Regions from separate parts of the Homo sapiens genome. Here regions 1 and 3 are each linked to region 2. A link is a loop called in an ENCODE intact Hi-C map of the cell type or tissue named here. Cell type or tissue: Calu3. All regions are shown on one strand. Links, peaks and the distances in the headings refer to the core of each region. The heading gives the core; the rest is flanking DNA.

Evidence for each region. Hi-C counts contacts between places; a loop is a spot of excess contacts. Peaks named below come from ENCODE experiments on the same cell type or tissue, not always from the same donor. Only the 100,000 strongest peaks of a DNase experiment are listed, where the experiment ranks them.
Region 1: it touches region 2 in a loop (17-fold over the local background); 8 of 110 quality-filtered maps call a loop at or near these places.
Region 3: it touches region 2 in a loop (5-fold over the local background); 9 of 110 quality-filtered maps call a loop at or near these places.

What each region holds. Positions count from the first base shown.
Region 1 is chr21:30,042,384-30,047,914 of GRCh38, forward strand. No RefSeq gene overlaps it. Among named protein-coding and RNA genes, the nearest start is that of GRIK1, 110 kb to the left of the region's middle. In Calu3, for the core only: a CTCF peak has its summit at 2,275 (motif pointing right); no DNase peak of the experiment used is centred there.
Region 2 is chr21:30,255,678-30,261,208 of GRCh38, forward strand. No RefSeq gene overlaps it. Among named protein-coding and RNA genes, the nearest start is that of KRTAP24-1, 25 kb to the right of the region's middle. In Calu3, for the core only: no CTCF peak of the experiment used is centred there; a DNase peak (open chromatin) is centred at 2,274.
Region 3 is chr21:30,069,843-30,075,373 of GRCh38, forward strand. No RefSeq gene overlaps it. Among named protein-coding and RNA genes, the nearest start is that of CLDN17, 94 kb to the right of the region's middle. In Calu3, for the core only: no CTCF peak of the experiment used is centred there; a DNase peak (open chromatin) is centred at 2,869.

The DNA of each region.
Region 1 (5,531 bases), core at 305-5,304, 210 kb before region 2:
GATTAATATTTTTCATCAAAGTTGGGATGTTTTTGGTCATTATTTCTTTAAATATTCTTTGTGTCCCTTGTTTGCTCTCTGTTTCCCTTCTGAAATTTCTATTTCTATTATGCATATTTTGGTAAAATTGATGGGGTTTCACAGCTCTCAAAAGGTCTTTTCATTTTTCTTCATTCTTTTTTTTCTGTACCTCCCACCAGACAATTTCAACTGACATATGTTCACTTTTGTTGATTCTTTGCTGGCTCACATATGTTGTTGAGACCCTTCAATGAATTTTCCATTTCCTTTATTGTACTTTTCAACTCAAGAATTTCTATTCAGTTCTTTTTTATATTTTGCCTTTTTATTGATATTCTCTTTTTCGTGAGACATTATGCTCATACATTCCTTTAATTCTTTAGGTGCAGTTTTTGGAACATGTACTATCTGATTTAAAGATTTTATTTATCAATTTCAGAAGCTGGACTTCTTCAAGTTAGTTTCTATTATCTGTTTTTTAAAACTCATTTATGGACTATAGTTTCCTGGGGTTTTTTCGCCAGTCACATACAAGTTTTTATCATGTTAAAAGCTGAACATTTTTAATATTATAAAATGATAACACTAGAAATCGAATTTTTCTCCCTACCCAAGGTTGTCTGTTGTTGCTGCTTGTTTGTTTAGTCATTTTCCAGGACTAATTCTATAAAGTCTGTATTCCTTGTCATGTGCAGCCCCTGAGGTCTCTGCTCAGCATAGAGGTCAGATAATTTTATTAGATAGAATTTTTCCAAATGCCTTGAACCAATCTGTTTACTACCCATTGCTGAGGCACCAATATGCTGACAGTGTGTTTGAACACATTTTCATCTTTATCAGTTTTCAATTTTATCTTGATTTTTACTTTCTACTTGTTCAGAGCCTCAAGATCAGCCAGAGGTGGGAGATTAATGCACATGATTTCCTGGGCACCTGTGCATGGGCTTTGAGATTTCCAGGAATACAGAGAATCTTTGTCCAGCCTCTTTGCCCAGTTGGCATCACTGCATTAGGCAGCTGCAATGTTAAGCAATTGCTGATGGATTTTTTTTTTAAACAAATTCCCTCAGATAAAACTTTTCTCACTGAACAAGCTCAGGTCAAGTATAGACCAACTCCATGAATGCAACCTTTGCAAAAAGCGTGAAAATAGTGTTGATTTTCTGGAGATAGGGCTTTTGGGAGCTTCAAGCTCATTCTAACTCGCACTCACCCTGTTACTGTTATTTTTCCTAGCTACCATGATTGTGAGGATTCTGGTTTTTAGGGCTTTCATGGAATTAGGAAAAGAGGAATAGAGCAAGTGCAAACCTCACAGAGCTCATTGTTATTTATAACATTAAGCTGTTTTTCTTGAATAAAGCTGCTCATAGTGTTGCAAACATTTGGATAATTTCCACAGCTCCCAAATACTTGATTTTGATAAAGTTTTATAGTGACCTTTTTGCTTTTATGCAGTGGATTTTTGGAGTTCCTTGTATGTCTACCAACTCTTTAGTTCCTTGTATTTATCGCTTTTCATTGACCATATTCAGCTCACTTAATCGAATAAGCATAGCTGCTTCATTAATTAGGGTTCAGTGGTTCTTGGAATCTATACATATTTCCACTGTGATGCCATAATAGCTTTAGTTTCTTATTTTTTACGTTATTCATTGAGCTCATACCAACTATCCTTACCTTTCCTAGTAATATCCAAAAATGGCATGGTCTTCTTGGGAACAAGACAAACTCCCAGTTGTCTTAAATTCACCTTTATTTTGACTTCTCTATTAGCAGTTACATTTTGTTATGTAAGCTGCATTTCATATATATGCTTGACAATTCACACTGCAGGGAGAGCTTCATTATTTTTCCATTTCCATAGAAATGGCCATCACCACTAATTTACAAAGGAAAATACTCTCCAGCCTTATTTATTATTGACAGTGGTTAATCAGGAGTAAACTAATTTTTGAACCAGTAGCCAAAGGCTTATGTGACATCATAATCTTGAAGTAAAGTGCAAATAATGTAGTTTATAGTGTTTATTATAAACCAGTATGCTTTTTTGCCCCTTTTCCTTAAATTGACCATTATAGAAGTTGCAAACCTTCTTGCTATTTTTCAGTAGTTGCCTAAAATAAACATCCCCCATCCTTCTTGTTTTCCCTCTCTCTTTTGTCTCAGCATTCTTTGTTTACTTTCCCAATAATATTTTAACCTAAGAGTACTAAGTCACTAATTTCAATAGCTGCAGTGCTGCTTTATTCCACAAGAGGGCACTCAAATGGCTTTCTTTCTGTGATATTCTAATTTCCCACTTTTTTCATATTGTTTGTTTTCCACAGTGGACTTTGAGGACAGATCTATCCCAGAGTCCTCCACTAAAACCAAGAAGATACATATATACTTATAAATGTAGTTAATTTCTTGGAAACATTGAAGATTTATATGTTCTAGAAATCAGAAGGTGAAAAGGAAGAGATTGAGATAGACCAGTGTTTTATCCATGACAATTCCACCTGCTTTCTCAGGGAAGGCTTTGGACTGCTAGCAGACATGACTCCTGAAAAGAAGGCGAAGCACCTGGAATATCTCATATGCCTATTCGATCATTTCCAAACTAAATGAAGCAAGTAAAACTTTTAAAAAAACAAAGCTTAGGCCGGGAGTGGTGGCTCATACCTAATCCAGCATTTTGAGAGGCCAAGGCATGAGGATCACTTGAGACCAGGAGCTCGAGACCAGACTGGGCAACATGGTGAGATCCCCTCTCTATTAAAAATCATCATCATCATCATCATCATTAAACTAGAAAAAAATAAAACTGAAAAAAAAATTCAAATAGGTGAATGCTTGAGATGACTGTACAGAGATGATAAATAACAATACCTGAGTTTTGTCAGAATAACAGGTAGATAACATATTAAGAAAAGATTTGATTTGCTGGAATTAAGATGGCAGAAAAAAATGGACACATTGTTTTTATTATGTAAAATATTACAGTATACAGCTACTACTAGAAAGTAGATGAGCAAACCTTAATCCAACTAGAGATGATTAAAATAGTTTTGTTTTTCTATAAATGTAGCCTGATGTGAGGGGGTAAGAAATGGAGTAGGGAAGTGAGTATTGAAAGGATGAGACATGTACTCTTCAGTCATCTTAGAAACTCTATGTATTTTTCTGACTTTATGAGAATTTTCCTGGCCTGCCTGGTAAGAGAACAAACATTATAAATGTCAAATCAGGCAATATTCTAATTTGAAGATAACCAGGATTGATTATAGAAGAAGAATGCCTATTTTTTTTTTTTAGCGAATATTGCAGAGTAGAAGTAAACTCTGGCACAGAATTGCCTTCGTAGCTTTTATATTACACCCAAAGAATTTTGGTGGAAGCCACTATCCCTTAATTTTGAATGGATTCTGATAATACCAGAATCTATGACTATTTGATAACTCTCTAACTACTAGGAGCAAAGAGCTATATCATCATCTTGCAAGATTATCCTGCAAAGCAAATGTAATATTAAAATTTTGCTTATTAGATGTAATTTTGGGTGTCTTTTCCTTTCATTTTATGCCTTTATCTTGGTCCATAACGATTGGATGGTAGCTTTCTAAAACAGCTATTTTAATCACTATCATTGATGCTTCTTGAGCAACCAGCTAGTATGTTAATAAAGAAGATCATTTTCCTAAATAGAGCCAATGAGTGAAAGGTGAAAATTATCTATGGCTGAGTGAGTTAGAAATCACTATCATTTGATAGATTGCCTTTGGACATTTTGTTTTTGTAAGTCTTTTTGAAAAATGTAATATCACTTTGGGGCAATGGAATTGATAGTTTTAATAAAACTATTAAAGACTACTTATGTCTTTATATACATTTCTAAACGGAAAAATAAGAAACATTTAACTGCTTTGTGAATAATATTGACTTATAGTTTTTTGAATATGTAGGAAAAAAGTGAAGAAAGAGTACATATTTGTTTTACCACATATTTTTTTTACTGAGCATCCGAAAGACCTGTTCCACATCTGTTATTTTTCAGTCATCTGTGCTTCCCATTTGAGTTTTCCTAGCAGCATCTGGAGGGGTAGGGAGAATCAAAGTGGTCTCCTTGGTAGCTGATCATCCTGCTATTGCAGGTTGGCAAATTCTCTGCATCAAGCCAAAACACAAAAACCAATTATGAAGTCTGCAGATATTTTATGTCCAGCTGTTTGAAACACATATGGCATTTATTCTATTCAGGGTACTGCTTAATTCATAGTGTGACACGTGGTTTGTTTGACAAATATCTAGACCTAGACCATATTTTCAAGTCTCTACATCTTTGGAGGCATTTTTAAAATACATTCACCATTTCTGAAATTAATTAACAAAAGAGCAAAATAGCCCCAAAGACATCTATGTCTGTGTGTATGGGTATGTATGTGTATGTGTATGTGTATGTGTATGTGTATGTGTGTGTCTGAAGTAATTAGAATTTAGTAAAAACATTATTCCACCATTACTTTGTGTTTCTTTTTAATGCCTTATATCCTTCCCTCAAAAAAATTTATGAATGCCACTCAAGAGTAAGTGGAGTTTTAATATTATCTCATTGCCTGCAAGGTCCAGTATAACTTAAGAGAGAGGAAATTAATCTTTGAGGTTAAGTTTACTTACCATTTGATGTCAGTGTTGTGCTATAAGAACAAAATTAATAGGGGTAGGAGGGTGTTGCTGAGGGCTATGGGAATAAGCTACTAGGGAACAAGGTTAATTTTAATGTGAAAGGTCATCAGCTTTGGATAACTCATCAAAATCTAAAAACACAGGTTTTCTAGTACGGCAGTTCTTTTATACGAAGTCAACCATCATATCCAACTACCTCTCATTTAAATTCAGAACTTGACACTTGTCAAACACAAGATGATCTTTCTTTTTTCTTTTTACTTTTCAAATGAAAGAAGCTGTGTTAAGGTGCTTGCTAATCTTAGAGATCTAAAGTGCCTCCCATCATTTTAAATGAAAACATATGCATACTCAATTTCCAGATGAAGAAAATCAATTTAGCCATGCATAATGAACGAAACCCTGTCCCTCCATTTAATTTCTCAGTTGTTTGTGTTTACAGGCAGCCTTTCTTTTCAAGGGCAAATTTAATAAGGACAGTTTAGGAGGTTATAGGAAAGTGGTGTGTGAAATGAAACATGTGAAGTGATTTCAATCTAGATCTATACTTACCTGGGTCTGGGATTACCAGAGGTACCAAAGGGCGCCCCTCTTACAAAACACACATAGGCATTTGGTTTCCAGTGCTCTAGCCATAACTTTTTATTAAGAATGCATACCACGTATTTGCTTATTACATGGTTAAGTAGCCACCTTATTCTTCAATTACACAAAATTCACCACTGAAAAGAAACTGTTTGAAAGAATGTGTTTGAAAGAATGAATATCTTTAGACTGGATACCTGCACTAGCTTGGATATTGAAGTGTATGTAAACTTTCAGTTGAATCAAGATAGAGGCAT
Region 2 (5,531 bases), core at 217-5,216:
TTTCCCAACATCTACCAGATAAAACCTAACTCCTTAAGGTGACTGATGTGTTAGTGAGAGTTCTTCAGGGAAACAGAATGAATGGAGTAGTTATAAATAAAGAGATTTATTATGAGAGGTTAACTTATGCCTGTAAGGAAGCTGAGAAGCTCCATGATCTGCTCTCTGCAAGTTGGAGGGACAGGAAAATCAGTGGTATAGTTCCAGCCCAAGTCCAAAGGCCTGACACCTGGGGAAAAAAAGATGTAAGTCCATGTCCAAGTCGAAAGGCCAGAGAACCAAGAGCTCCAGAGGATAAAAGAAGAGAGATGGTCCAGCTCAGCAAAGGAAGTGAATTTGCCTTTCCTCTGCCTGTTTGTTCTATTCAGGCCCTCAACAGATTGGATCATGCCCACCCATGCTGGGGCAAACCATCTTCTTTACTCAGTCTATGGATTCAAATACTAACATGCTTCCAGGCACACCTTCATCGACACACCCAGAAAGTAATGTTTTACCATCTTTATGGGCATCTCTTAGACCTGTCAAGTTGACAAATAAAATTAACCATCACATCTGATAAGGCCTATAACCCAAACTAGGTGCCCACAGCATAAGTGCCAGCCACCGTGGGCAACTGGGAGTTCCCGGAATGTGTCATGCTCTTTCAGGGCCCCTCCGGAATGTGTCATGCTCTTTCAGGGCCCCTCCCTATGCCATGGGAACCCTTCTATTCTCTTCTCTACCTGACTTGTAAGAGTCTTTGTGGAAGCTTTTCTTTTCTTCCCTGGTAACTTTAATTCTCTACCCTCTCCTGGCTCATAGGACTTTCTTCATTTTTTCCTTCCTTGTCCCTCTCTCTGCCTTCCCTTCTTCCGCCTCTTTCTCCTATTCCCTCTTTCTTTTTCTCCATTTTTCCCTTCCTTGCTTTCTTTTTTACTTTCTTCCTTTTCTTTCTTTCTTCCTCTTCTCCCTAATCTTTATACTAGAATAATTTGTTGATATATTTGTGCTTCGTAAAAGTCCATGAGGTCCTTGCAATAGGTCACTTTGTGTTACAAAGAACCTGGTTTTTATTTTTTATTTTTTGATCAAGATGTTAAGATCTAATTTCAAAACATATGGAAATAATTGCATACATTTAACATTACTGTTAAAAAAACTCTCTTAAATCCTTTAGGAAACAATAATATTATTTTTGAGACAGGGTCTCACTCTGTCACCCAGGCTGGAGTGCAGTGGCACGATCATGGCTCACTGCAGCCTTGACCTCCTAGGTTCAAGCAATTCTCTCATGTCAGCTTCCTTAGAAGCTGGGACTACAGGTGCGCCCCGCCATGCCTGGCTTAGTTTTATTTTTGTATTTTTGTAGAGACAGGGACTCACTATGTTGCCCAGATGGGTCTTGAACTCCTGGGCTCAAAAGATCCTCCTGCCTTGGCCTCTCAAAGTGCTGAGATTACAGGCATCAGCCACTGCACCTAGCCAGTATTATTATTAACAGGAGTAATAACTAATACATCAATTACATTACTATGTGACAAGCTTTGTGTTTGAGCAAATATTCAACATGTTTTTGTTTGTGTGTGCACAATCTGGACAATTATATATGTTGATAAATATATAATGTACATGATTATAGGCATTACATGAAAAAACATGAGAAAATATATAATTCGTTTTTTAAATGTGTATAATTTTTTGTTGAATTCAGTGTTAAATTTGTGTAAGTTAAATACATATATATTGTGACTCACTTATATTCTGTCTGGTTTTTCATTGCCCCAAATTTGATTAAAATTTATTCTTCAATCTTTCTGAAATGGGTTTAGTTTATAGAATGAGGAGTAAATCTAATAAAGCTATTCAAGGCCTCATCATATTTTCCCCAGCCTTAAAAAAAAAATCCAGAGAATAAGATCTAATTTCATAACATATGGAAATAATTGCATACCTTTAACATTACTGTTAAAAATCTCTTAAATCCATTAGAAAATAATAATATTGTTTTTGACACAGGGTCTCACTCCGTCACCCAGGCTGGAGTACAGTAGTGAGATCACGGCTCACTGCAGCCTCCAACTTCTCTTCACCAGCAAACAACCCAGGCCTAGATCTCCAAATTCTGAAATACAAAAATGCTGCCCTTTCTCATCTCAGTATTCAGAAGGTGGCAAAAAGCACTCTCCTTTTCAATCTTCAACTCCCTACCCCAATACAGATTTTCATACTGGCCTTGACTCAACAGCAGATCTTCTCTGCGCTCAGCATCCAGGGCTGCCCAACTTACACTCAGAGGGCTAATTAATTCCTGCCCCCTGGTGGTAAAATGTGTTGTCTTTAGGAACGTGAAAGCTTGGCTGCCCTAAGAGAGGTGAGAGACACCTTTTATTCCGTCCTGAAGAGATAATGGCCACAAAACAAGGTCTGATGTAGTTTCTCCATAGGCCACCCTGCTAGTATAACCTCTCAGTTACTCTCTCTGATTTATGTTTCCTCTTTAAATTCTGATTCGGGTATTTTGATGATCTGCTCAAACGGCTCTTGGCTCAAGTCATTCAGCTGGGCCCAGGTTTGATAGCAAATATGCTTGCAGAAAACCCAAGCTAAAGACATGTCAAACAAACTGGGCATAAAACACAACATCGAATCCTATTTTTTTTTTTCTGAATCTCCAACTCCCAAGTAATGTGTAGTTAAGGAGCACAGACAACAAGTTAATTCGGTGCTCCCCATAATTCCCAAGCCATGTTCAGGGCCCTGCCTTCTAAAACTTTCAGGGGTTACCAAAGTATCTCTCTCAATGGACCTGTGCTTCCCATTTCGCTTGCTGAATTTGCAGGGAAGCAATACAGTGTCAAACTGTGGTTCTCAACCCAGGTGATGTGCCTGCCTCCCAACCCCACCTAGGACACATTTGGCAATTTTCACATTGTGTGCGTGTGTGTGTGCGCGCGCATGCGTGTATATGTGTGTGTGTGTTTTGAGGGTACCAGTGCTACTGGCATCTAGTGGGTAGAAACCAGGGATGCTGTTAAGCATCTTATGATACACAGTAAAGTCCCCATCTTCAACTAATAATTCAGTCCAAATATCAATTGTGCTGAGGTTGTTAGGCCCTGGTGGAGAGGTTTAAAGATTCTGGAGTTAATCAGACTTGCTTTGTATCCTAAATCTGTCTATTAGGTTCTCTGAAACCTAAGTATCGTCATATATACAACAGGAAAAATAAGTTTCACCTTAGGGTGGTGTAATGGCTAAATGAACTCATCCATACAAAACACTTATCCACTTATCACAGTGTCCACAGAATAAGCACTTACCATATATGTTGTTATTATCACTAATTTTATTAACACTTCTCAGTTCAAAATGAATAAAGAACTTTTCAAATTAAAATGAAAGACATATATTAGAATTCTAATAAAAATGTATTTGATACAAAAAAATTTACATACAATTTTTACCATCCTGCAGTAGAAGTGAAATGTTTCTTGCATTGCTACTCATTGGCACAATTGTTGGCTTTTGGTAACTTTTTTCATAACTGAAAATTGTTGCTCAAATATTTCTGCTATACCAAAGGAGTAACTCAGTATATGTGCAAATAAGTCATTTAAAATAGTTACCAAATACCATCAAACATATTATTTCTCTCCTGATTCAGTTCCCTTGGGTCAAAAGTCCTTATTCTTGGAGCTGGTAGAAAGACTTTCTCCACTGACACTATAAACGTTGTCTCTCTTGAGATATCTTATGTTTGTGTCAAGCTTGCTATCTTTAGGTACTCATAAAGTCATCAGTGTTTAAAGGAGCAGACCATGACAGGGTCCTTTCCACAGCACTGGGCCATCTCTTGTCACGGGCACCCAGGTATCTCATAAAAGTCTATCATGCAAGTAGTGTCTTCAATGTCTTCTCTCTGGTTCTCATTTCTTACAAGCGATTTCTTGAATTCTTGGAAAAAGTTTTTCATAGTAAAAAGAAATAATTCAAACACAGCTCTGTGTCTACCCTACTTTTCAAAAATTAACTCCTCTGCAACTTCATTTTAACAAAAACCTGCAAACCAAACAACAACTTTAAAGGTAAACTTTGATTAAACACAAGAATTTACATTCCCAAAAAACAAAGAACTTAATCTCTTCACTGTGAGCTACTAATAAGATAATGGAAAATTGCTTTATATTTTTATATCTTAAGGTGTACCCTGGATGATTTGTATCATGTAAAGACACAGACTGCCCTGAAAACACATTGAAGTTTCTCTGAGGATAGAAATTGATTTCAATTTTTCTCTTCTTTCTCTATCTCTCCCGAACACCCCCTCCCCCACCACCCCACCACAATTTAAGTGTCTAATTAGCTAGAGCATTTTGTTACGTATAGCATTATTTCAGAATGTACTCATATAAAATTTGAGCATTGTCTACACTTTTGAATGGGTTGCAGTAAATCCAACCCTATGTTGATTTACAACTCTTGCAGTAAAATCATGGGATTAGAGCATTCTGCATTGGAATGAATCTTGTAGATCAAAAAACACTGAATTGGAATGTATTTTGTAGGCTATTGGGTTCTAAATTTGGATATAAGGAAAGCGAAGGAAAGAAATGAGATGATACAAGTAGGCCCCACAGTGAGAGGGGACTGTGCTTCCTAAACTGAGATGGGAGATATGTGAGTTACACATGAGTTAATAAACTAAATACACATATAATTGGCTTACTTAAGGAAGAGGTCTAAGATACAGACCCTGTGCATAGTATTATAAAGATTGTATCATAGACACATGCCATCTGGGTTATTTGTCTAAGTACCTACAACCAAAGTATTCTCCAACAGAGATAATTAGGGGAAAAGACAGGACATTCTATATGATTTTTAAGAAAGGAGAATGAAGTGGAACAGAGTACTCGTGAAAGGTTCATACTTCAGAAATAGACGGTTAGCTATGGTTTCCATAGAAGAATAAAATAAATGATAATCTGTCAGCTTAGATTGCTCTTAGAAAGCAAAGAAAGCAGTGTGGTGATTCCGCAAGAGCTAAAAACAGAACTACTATTTGACCCAGCAATCCCATTACTGGATATATACCCAGAGGAATATAAATCATTCTACCATAAAGACACATGCATGCAAATTCTCATTGTGGCACTTTTCACAATAGCAAAGACATGGAATCAACCTAAATGGCCATTAAGGACAGATTGAATAAAGAAAATGTGGTACATATACACCATGGAATACTGTGTAGCCATAAAAATGATATCATATCTTTTGGGGGAACATGGATGGAGCTGGAGGCCTTTATCCTTAGCAAACTAACACAGGAAACTACAATCAAATACCACATGTTCTTACTTATAAGTGGGAGCTAAATGATGACAACTCATGGTCACAAAGGGAACAATAGACACTGGAGCCTACTTGAGGGTGGAGAGTGGGAGGAGGAAGAGAAGCAGAAAAAATAACTGTTGGGTACTAGGCTTAGTAAGTGGGAGATGAAATAATCTGTACAACAAACTCCCAATACATGAGTTCACCTGTAT
Region 3 (5,531 bases), core at 152-5,151, 190 kb before region 2:
TTTTATCTACATTTTGCCATGAAAATATTTAGTTTTTTAAAATTATCTTCAAATAAACAATTCATTGGAAAGATATAAATGTCAACTTACATAAAATTTAATTGCTATCCTTTAGAATAATTTTGCCAAAAACGCAGCAAGAGTTGAATACAACACAACTTTATGAAACAGCAGGCAAGAACAAAATGTTAATGTTCCTATGTGCTTGGAAAATGATGAGGGAATAAAATGGGTCCATTCAACTCACTTGGGTGATGCTTATATCACGGCATAAGGGTTCTTTTGGTACCTTTGCTGAATTTCAACAATTCTATTCACTGGGCATTGCCAGAAAACTGACAGAAAGCCAGTTACAGTTTTCTTTTCTCAATTACCCTATTTTCTTCCATTCACTCAGAAAGTAACAACCTTGGGAGACTAAGATTTTACACTGTAAGTTCAAACTTCCAATTAAAAGCCACTCTCTCTATAACTCTGACATGTTTTTCTTTATTTTTCCCATAAATTAGTGAATTTGCAGGCTTAACTTTTACATAATGGCTCCAAGGGTCTTACCACATATCATTTATTCTGACAGTTTGGGGAAAAAAACAGTTGATTTTTTTTTTTAATCAAAATAAAAAGGCAAAACCATCATTATATTTCTGGAAGCAATAGGGATCACACAGGTTGTAGTGCAGTCTTAGAGAGCTGAACAGCTTTTAGGTAGTTATCATTTTGCTTTATTTTTGCATTAATTCACAAATTCATAAAAGTCGAGTAGATTAGATTTTACTTTTCTTTCTTGGAAAATGACAAACATGTTTCTTTCCAAATAGATACAAATTTTAAAAGTGCAGCTAATGAAGAATTAACAGCTGTCAAATTATAAGTAGATTTCATTCATTAATTAGTTTCTGTCCAGGGCACGCATACAGACATTTCAATAAACATGAATATTGAAACTAAGAAGCTATGTCTGGGAGGCTATGCGATTAGCACATGAAACTTCATTTAGAGAATTAGGAAGTCCTAGAAAACTCTTGATTTGTCAGTTATATGGCTATGTGACACTGAATCCATTATAAAGAAATATTAAATATCTGTCAGATATTTGATTTACATAGTACCAACTAAACAATGTGTTTGGTTTTTCATTGAAATGTTTAAAGACTGCAAAATCCTCGTGCCGCAGTTACATCTCTAATTCAAGGTTAAACGTTCAAAATAATTCTTATCGAAATAATATGAGATTATGCATTTTAAAGTTTCATTCCTCTTTTTCCTTACAGATTATACAAATCTTTATGTATATGTTCCAAGAATTTAGAATAAGATATGTGTATCTAACTTAGTTAACTTGTAAGGAAAGCACCAAATACCAGATTTATATTGTCTGATACCATTCCAGTTGAAGATATTTTTGTGAATTTTAAAAATAACAAAAAGATATATTATGCCTATATGCAATTTATATGAAATCTTTACAATTCTTTTTTTATTGTCAATCCCTCTCATCTTAAAAGAGAGAAATGTATTAACTTCATTTCCATGGATTTTCATTTCCCTAGCGTGTCACCACATAAAAGTACTGTTGAAGCATGAGGTAGGTGGATAACAAATTAGAGAATACACTAATTTGTATGCATGCAATAAAAATCTCAACTCAAACTATCTTACATAGTGGAGAAAATACATTATTGAACAGAGGGAGGTATACTAACACAGGGCAGCTCCCAAGCTGGCGAATTTAGTGGCTCAATGACTTCATCAGGAGTCCAAGTGCTTTCTGTACTTATACTCTTTTTTTTTTTTTTGACGGAGTCTCGCTCTGTCGCCCAGGCTGGAGTGCAGTGGTGCGATCTTGGCTCACTGCAAGCTCCGCCTCCCGGGTTCACGCTATTCTTCTGCCTCAGCCTCCCGAGTAGCTGGGACTAGAGACGCCCGCCACCATGCCTGGCTAAATTTTTGTATTTTTAGTAGAGACGGGGTTTCACCGTGCTGTCCTTATACTCTTGCCATACTTCGTGGATTGGCTCTCTCTGCAGGGGAGCTCCCCTTGTGATTTCTGCTGCAGGTCCATTGCTCATGTGAAAACCTGAGAAATTCCAGGAAAAGAAGAGACGTGCCTTTCTCCAGTGTTGTTTTTATGGGAGATGGGGGCAGGCAAGCCATCTTTCCAAGAAGCCTCCAGCATTCTTCTCTATTTCTTTAATGAGCAGAATTTCTCATGTGCTCATTATTAAACTGAGCACTGAGGAGCAAGAAGAGATGGTCACGGCTGCTTAATGAAGCACGTGATCGTGGGAAGACGTTGGGATGCTGAGTAACAAGGATGCTCTGTAAGTAAGAAAGGGTGGGCCGAACAGGAGAGACAAAAAGAAAACAGAGGACAAGTTCCAAACACCACAAATGAACACGTTTTCTTTCAAAAGTTGCATATATTTATCCAATATGTCTTGTGTAACCAGAATCAGGCAGTCTCTTGACTCACTAGGCCATGATCCCAAACGTCTACCAGTCTTACCATGCTTCATTTGATACTACCCTATTTTTTCCTATGTTGTTTTGGCTTATTATTTACTGTCTTTAATACATACCTTACCTCACTAATTAGTGCATTATCTTCCTTGCTCTTTCCCTTCCTTTTTCTTCCCTTTACCCATCCTCTTTTATTTACATTTTTTACTGGCCACTTGCTTATTTTGATACCTCAAGATGCTAATAGACCTTAAAGCTCTGTATGCCTTTCTCAAAGAACAGGAGTAAATCCTTTCATATGTGCCTTCCCTGTGTTTAGCACATGCTAATTTCGTTGCAGGTTCTCAAGGAAATGCTTGCTGAAGACTGCATACATTGAAAAGGCCAGAGGGTGGCACCGTGGTGAACCAAGCCTGGTGACGCCCTCAAGTCCCAGTGCTGCAAGTTGCTGCTGATTCACTTCTCCAATGAGTCCACATTTTAGTATTCGATGGTCTAGGAATTATCATGCACATGTAACTTGGTCTAAACTAGAACAGATTCTTTACTACCAGGATTTACATTTCTGATGTTTTAGTTATTCTGGTTTATAAGAGTCTTCAGAGAATTCCTGGTTTTGTTACCATTTAGCCTGTTTCCATCCTTGTCAAAATATTTGTCTTGACTATTAAGACAGAATAAGGAAGTTATCTGTGTGATGTAGCTGAAAGGGTTAAATTTCTTGGTCACTTAATCAGAGAATCCAAAATGTTTGTTCTTCATTTTTGGAAGGCAAGGAGCTTCACTTAGCCTGAAAATATTCATCAGTAAACAAATAGAATTAATAATATTAATGCCAGGTATGAAAAGGAGGGCTTTTCCCATAAGGGAAAGGATATACTCGGCTAGTGATAGCGGAAACCCGGCAGTAGTGTACAATCCAGTCCCAGGCATATGGCTCAAGTCTGCTGCCAAATCACACAACTTGAAGCTATCAGGTGGCACTGCCTTTGTTAGTGGATAGTGCCATCTTCATACACCATGGGCAGTGACACTTCTATTCCCCTGTCCCGTCTCTCAGAGCTTGTTCATCCTCAGGCCTTTTATACCAATATGTGTATTGATGATCCTTTTAAATAATACTAGGATGTACAGGTTGAGAGCAAGATAGCGTGAGTTAACATTTTCATAGAAACAGAACTGAGACATAAAAAGCATTAGCAGACTATATGTTTTAGCTCATTCTAGTTGTTATAACAAAATACCATAGACTGGGTGGCTTATAAACAAGAGAAATTTATTCTCACAGTCCACAGTCTGACAAGTGCAAGATGAAGGCACTGGAAGATTCATTATCAAGTGAAGGCTCGCTTCTTGGTTCATAGAAGGCATCTCCTTGCTCCATCCTCATATGATGGAAGAGGCAAACAACCTCCCTTGAGCCTCATTTAATAAGGACACTAATACCATGCGTGAGGGCTCCACCTTCATTACATAATCATCTCTCAAAAACCCACCTCTTAAAACCATCACCATGAGGGTTAGAATTTCAGCCCATGAATTTTAGAGGGTACAAACATTCAGACTATAGCACTATGCCTTCATTTTGGGAGCCCAAATCTTTCTAGTGGGATTCTTGAATTTTAAAATGAGCAAAGTTATTGATATTATGTTTCTGTAACTAGATTCTCTTACCATCTCACTTTCCAATTCTGATATAATGACCAGTATAGAAAAAACACTCATAAAATTTGCTTCTGTATCTTGGACATATAAGAAATGTAGGGTCAAAAAGTCTTAAGAGTCAATATTTAAGAGCTATTATACATTTCCCTTAAATAAGAAGTAATGGCTTCTGAGTAAATGTTTTTACAGAACATCTATTTTTTTCTTATGGTTTACTGATACAATAAGTTTGGTCTAAAAGGGAGCAATAGGTTGATCATAGGTTAATTATATAATTTACATTACCCAAAAGCAAAAATTCCAGAAGATATTACATACCAATTTATATATGGGAAGCCAAAAATATTGTTCAGATTTATGCCTTCTTGATTGTTAGTGTAAGTCACCGATAAATATCTGTGTCATCTGAAATTGATTTTCAAAACAATCTTGCTATTATTTATTAAAGTCATGGGTCAACCCAAGTCAAAACATTAGTAGAAAAAGCGTTCTTATTTATGTTAATGACTACAAAAATCATTGAATATCTTTTAAAGTTTTCAAAATGTCTCCTAAAATAGACCTATTTAAGCAATTCATTTTTAATTGAGAATTTTACACAATTATAGAGGTACACTTATGACAAATTTAGCTCTGCTAAATATGATAATAATTTATTTAATTTTCTATTAAAGGGGAAAATAATCCATATCTCACAGGGTTTTATAAGGATAAATTGAGTAGTATATGGGGACACACTTAAATGTTGCTGATATGGTTTGGCTGTGTCCCAACCCAAATCTCACACTGAATTGTGATAATCCCCATGTGTCAAAGGTGGAGATAATAGAATCATGGGGGCAGTTTCCCCCATACTCTTCTTGTGGTAGAGAATAAGTCTCACTAGAGTTGATTGTTTTATAAAGGGCAGTTCCCCTGCACATGCGCTCTTGCCTGCCACCATGTGAGACATGCCTTTGCTCCTCCTTTGCTTTCTGCCATGATTGTGAGGCCTCCCCAGCCATGTTGAACTGTGAGTCCATTAAATCTCTTTACTTTATAAATTACTCAGTCCTAGGTGTGTCTTTATAAGCACCATAAGAGCAAACTAATACAGTAAATTGGTGCCCACAGAGTGGGATGCTGCTGTAAAGACAGCCAAAAATGTGGAAGTGACTTTGGAACTGAGTAACAGGCAGAGGTTGGAACAGTTTGGAGGGCTCAGAAGAAAACAAGAAAATGTGAGAAAGTTTGCAACTTCCTAGAGACTTGTTGAATGACTTTACCCAAAATGCTGATAATGATATGGACAATGAAATCCAGGCTGATGTGATCTCAGATGGAGACGAGGAACTTGTTTGGAGCTGGATTAAAGATGACTCTTGCTATGTTTTAGCAAAAAGACTGGCAGCATTTTGCCCCTGACC